Linked DNA regions of Homo sapiens: region 2 is linked to region 1. Evidence: chromatin loops called from intact Hi-C (ENCODE). Cell type or tissue: B cell. All regions are shown on one strand. Region 1 overlaps NUMA1 (nuclear mitotic apparatus protein 1). Region 2 overlaps RNF121 (ring finger protein 121).

Region 1 (2,500 bases):
TTGAAATTAATCTTCAAGTCATATTTCTTATCTCCTGTGAATTACAACCTACCTCAGTGCGGATGCTGGGCTTAATTCATCTTTGTATACTTCCTACAGTTTCCTATAGGAGTGCCTTACACATAGTAGGTGCTCAGTAAATGTTTGTGGCATAAGATTAGGGGGTGCCTGTTGACCATCTGGTGGGCTTCCCTTTCAGCCTTGGTGAAGTTCGCTATTCAGTGGGGGGAAATGCTGTGATTTTGTCTTCTAAGAGTCAGACATCTTTTGTTTTCAGCCATGTAGGAGAAGCAGAGTCTACAAGTCCCCGTGCCTGCGTCTGTTAAGGGCTGCAGCCAGTGCCTGGCGTACTCGGTCTCGTGCCTTGGCCCCTCAGCCCCTCCCCATAAATGCTCAGCGGAACAGGGGATTAGGTTCTGGCAGCACAGCTGGGATTTTGGCGGCCATTCCACAGCCGACAATAGCACGCAGCACAGGACAGCGCAGGCCTGTACTCCAGGGCCAGAATCTGCCTGGGCTTCTTGTTTGGGTGGCGGAGGGGGAGGAGCGGGCACAGCACGGCATCCTGGCCTTGCCACGCAGAAGGTATGGGCTGGAGAGATTCCCTCGGGGAATGGATTTAGTGGGTGGCCGTGTCCCAGAGCAGGGCAGGCGGTGCCCATGGAAGGTGGCAGGGCGCTTTGTGTGTGAGTGGCATGGTTGTACTTAAAGACACAGCCTGCCCTGGGGCCGGCAGGAAGGTGCCCCCGATCAGAGGGCCTGCATGTTGCTTGTTCTTCAAAGCCTCTGTTCCCGGGTCTTCCTCCTTGCCCTGCGGTCCGCCAGGCAGGGGCTGATCTAATTATCAGGACAGCCCTTGTCCTACCCTTCCATTGCTGTCCAGAGAGATGGACAGATTATTACTGCTGCCTTAAACTCTGGGTGGAAAACAGAGCGAAGGGGGAGTGTCCGGTTGATCCCAGTTTGTCAGGCAGGCCACTGTAAGATGTGTTTTGTGTGTTTATGCCACAGTTTGCCTTGGCTCTTGCTGCTGTTGGAGTTCAGTAATTTTGCCTGCCTGCTTGTGCCTTCACCCTCAACCCGCCGCCCCCATTCGTCCTGCTTTTCTTGTTCGTGGACCAAGCCTCCAGCCTTCCCCTTTGCAGCCCCTCCTCTCCAGTGCACCCCCTCCCTCTGGGCCCCACCCCCACTGAGAGTCCCCTGCTTGCTGTCGCTCCCAGATCGGGGAAGCTTGCTGTGCCTTTAAAGAAAGCAGACTCCTGGCTGTGACGCACTTCTGGCTGTCAGCCAGGAAGATCGCTCCTGCCAGGCAGACTGAGAAGAAAACCAACAACTTTTCTTTTGTGTGTGGGGTTACTTTCCACTGGCCCCCCCTTCCTCCTCTCCTTTCAAGATTTAAATGCTAATGGCGGATTAAAACCTGTAGATACGTTTGGCTTTAGGAGTCTGGTAAGGCCCCCCCGCACCGAGACTTTTTCTCCCTCACTCTTTCTCTGGGTTTTTGTTCAAACATGGACGAGGGGGTGGGGTGGATTCTCCCCCCTCACCTCCCTTTCCTGCGCCATCCTTAAAGGGGAGGGAGAGAAGAGGGAGAGCAAGTAAACATACTCAGAAACAGGCGCTGTGGAGCAGAGCTTGCCAACATCCGGGAGTTGGCGCCTTTCAGAGCAAAGGGTTGCTTTCTTTCCCCCTTGCGTAGATGTCAGCATGTTTTTGTTCAGAGAAGGAAAGCGTGTTTGCCTGCACGTTGAGCTGTAGAGACAGCTCAGGAGAGGGCTTCACCATTTCTGCGTGAGGCCGTGGGTGTGTGCACGGTGGTGGGCAGTGAAAAAAGGTTCATTTTGTCAGCTGATAGGGACCAGGGTGTGTGAATATAGTGGTGGGGGGCCCAGGTCAGTGTGTGTGTGTGTGTGTGTGTGTGTGTGTGTGTGTGTGTGTGTGTGTGTGTGTGTGTGTGTGTGTATGTGTACGCGCCCCAGTACAATACATGGCTGCAGGCCTGGTTGCAGGTCTGGTTCCTGATTGCAGCTCTTTTGCCATCATCCTGATCTGGACCCTCCAGAGAACGGGGAGAAGGGGCAGACATCTGTAAGCCACTTTTGAAGAAACCAGAGAAGCTTGGTTTCCTCTGTAATCCCTCCCTTGTTCCTCTCCAGGGCTTTGGGGTTCTGTGCCAAACTCTAGGCTACAAAGATGGAGTGGTCTGTGTGAAGAGGAGGCTTCAGCCCAAGCTAGTCCCTTTAGATGGACCAAACTGGTTTGCCCCGACCTCAGGAAACTCTTTGGACTTGGACCAGACGGTCTACCCAGGACTCCCCAGGAATTGAGAAAGATTGTTTTTCTCTGTATGGCGTCTCTTGGAGCCACTGGTCCTCTTGCCTTTTATCTTCTCAGAGGCAGGGGATGTACCAGCAAAGTATTTCCTATGCTGTTTTTATAGCTTATTAGCCTAGGGCAAGGTGGCTTGGCCCCTCTGGGTAACCTGCCAGGTGAGATCTCG
Region 2 (2,500 bases), 49 kb after region 1:
TAAACTGTCAATAAAGTGATCCAATGTACTGTTTTCAATTTGATCCAGTAGAGAAAAAATTAGAATATTCCCATGATACTGAGGGACAAAGTCCCTGGCCTTAAACGGTACTAGATTAAAGTTACCCAAGGTGATGGAAATATTCCTTCTTGGGGTGGGGTCTTGGGGGATGACACTGAGACAGGGAGCACTTCTGTGTTGTTTAAATAATTACAAAGAGAACATACTACTTTTATAAACAGCAAAACAATAAAGATATATTTCCATTCTGAAAAAAAAAATAGAAATATTTACTTGCGTTTCTCAGATTGGCTGTTAATTTACCCATATTTAAGCATCTCTCCGTGATGTCCACCTGCTGCTCTTGCAGCATTTCCTATCTCAGTGAAAGGTACTACCATCCAAGCAGTTGCCGAATCAGAAATCTCAGCTTTGAAACCTATATTTCCTTTGTATTTTTCCCTTCAGTCTTCAGAACCAAACTATATCTAAGTCCAAAATACTTCTCAAATACAGTATGTCCTCACTTCACTGACAGTTTCTTGGAAACTGTGACTTTAAATGAAACGACATATAACAAAACCAATTTTACCACAGGCTAATTGATAGAAACAAGAGTTCAGTTCCTGTGTCATATTTCTGTCACAAAGACATCACTAAACCTCTATTTAAGAGACACCAAATTGTCTCTTAAGTAAAGACTCAAAACACTTTTAATATTAAATGTTGAAATGAAATGTGTAGCTTTACACATACAGTTAAAGATTAACAAAGCAAGTATGAAAGCTTCCCCAATTTTTGGTAAAGCAGTAAGTGACAGTGGCTGTTGTTGTAGCGGCTGTGGGTTAAATCAAGGAATAAGAGTTCACAAAGTAAAAATTGTAAGGAGCAACTCCTACCACTGTGCAGTTCAAAAACAATTACCAATATGGACTAAGCACTTTTGTGCCCCATCATTTATTGTTGTGCCTTTGCATGATTATTATACATTTTGTGAATTTTTACTTATTTAGAGACAACGTCTTGCTCTGTTGCCCAGGCTGGAGTTTGGTGGCATGAACAAGCTCACTGCAAGGCTCAAGTGACTTCCCACCTTGGTCTCCAAAGTAGCTGGGACTACAGGCATGTGCCACCACGCCCGGCTAGGTTTTTTTTTTTTTTGTCTCATTTTTTTGTAGAGATGGGGTCTCACTATGGTGCTCAGGCTGGTCTTGAACTCCTGGGCTCAAGCAATCTGCCTGCCTCAGCCTCCCAAAGTGAGCCACTGTGCCCGGCCCCTCCCAGGATTTTTAGCATAAAAATCAAAATCTTTAATTTGGCCCACAGGCTTTTTTCTAGTCTAGTCACTACTTCTCCAGGCACTTCTTGGCCATACAACCGCAATGGTCTTAGTTCCTCAAAAACACCCACACTTTCTCCCGTGACAGGACTCTTATGAATGCTCTTTCCTCTGCCTGGTTCTCACTTCATCCACTTAACTGCTATTCATTGTTCAAGTCAGCTCCATAGTCACTTCTTCAAGGAAGCCATCTTTGAGCCCCAAGACTAGGTCAAATGACACTACTACATGTGTTTACAGCATCATGAACCTTTCCTACATAATGCTTATTAAAGTTGTAATTTTATTTTTATCTGTGTTTGTTACTGTAATAGCCATCTCTCCCACCTAAGAGTAAAGTTTATCTGGGCAAAAACCATGTTTATTTTTGTACACTTTTGTAATTCTGGCATATAGCTATGTGTCTAGACACATAGCAGGCATTAAAAAGTATCTACTGAATGAATGTTAACTTCCTGCTGGATAAAGTGGCTCTTTCCTATAATGGCCCTAAAGAGAAAAATTATAGGGTACATCTGAGATCTGGCTAATTTTTTTTTTAATAATTTCAACTTTTATTTTAGATTCAGAGGGTACATGTGCAGGTTTGTTACATGGGCATACTGCGTGATACTGAGGTCTGGGGTGCGAATGATCCTGTTGCCCATGTAATGAGCACAGTTACCTAACAGATAGTTTTTCAACCGTTGTCCCCACTCCCTCCTCCTCTTGTAGTCCCCAGTGCCTACTGTTGCCATCTTTATGTCCATGAATATCCAATGTTTAGTTCCCACTTATAAGTAAGAACATGCAGTATTTGGTTTTCTGTTCCTGCATTAACTGGCTTATGATAAAGGCCTCCAGCTGGCATGTTGCTGCAACGCACATGGTTTTATCTTTTTTTATGGCTGTGTTGCTTTCCAAACTTTAAGGAAGGAATGTCCATGCATATGCACATCTTGAAGGATTTTATGTGGCTTATCTCACCCTAGTGCCTTTCTCTTCCATTAAACAAGTGACATCAACTTGAGCAATTTGGAGGTGTCAAGAAGCAGTATTTAAGAACCCGGATGAACTTACCCCTATGGTAGATGCCATGTAGTCTGCACACATTTCTGCAAAGTCCCGTTCCAGAACTCCATAGTAGAGGCCATAGAAGAGAAGGGAGATGCCAAAGTCCAT

Evidence for each region. A loop is a pair of places that touch in the nucleus more often than their neighbours do. Peaks named below come from ENCODE experiments on the same cell type or tissue, not always from the same donor. Only the 100,000 strongest peaks of a DNase experiment are listed, where the experiment ranks them.
Region 2: a loop joins it to region 1, with 3 times the contacts of the local background. A loop is called at or near these places in 3 of 110 quality-filtered maps.

What each region holds. Positions count from the first base shown.
Region 1 is chr11:72,039,908-72,042,407 of GRCh38, reverse strand. All of the region lies in intron 2 of NUMA1 (nuclear mitotic apparatus protein 1), which reads left to right. Among named protein-coding and RNA genes, the nearest start is that of NUMA1-AS1, 27 kb to the right of the region's middle. RefSeq lists enhancers at 376-455, 546-595, 46-829, 830-1,615, 2,096-2,175. In B cell, no CTCF peak of the experiment used is centred here; DNase peaks (open chromatin) are centred at 547, 767, 1,197, 1,477 and 1 weaker place; H3K4me3 peaks cover 2,500 bases; H3K27ac peaks cover 2,500 bases.
Region 2 is chr11:71,990,616-71,993,115 of GRCh38, reverse strand. It overlaps RNF121 (ring finger protein 121), which reads right to left. Exons shown (of 9, transcript NM_018320.5): 6 at 2,399-2,500. Among named protein-coding and RNA genes, the nearest start is that of IL18BP, 7.0 kb to the left of the region's middle. RefSeq lists enhancers at 1,320-1,379, 1,560-1,609. In B cell, no CTCF peak of the experiment used is centred here; a DNase peak (open chromatin) is centred at 1,415; H3K27ac peaks cover 951 bases.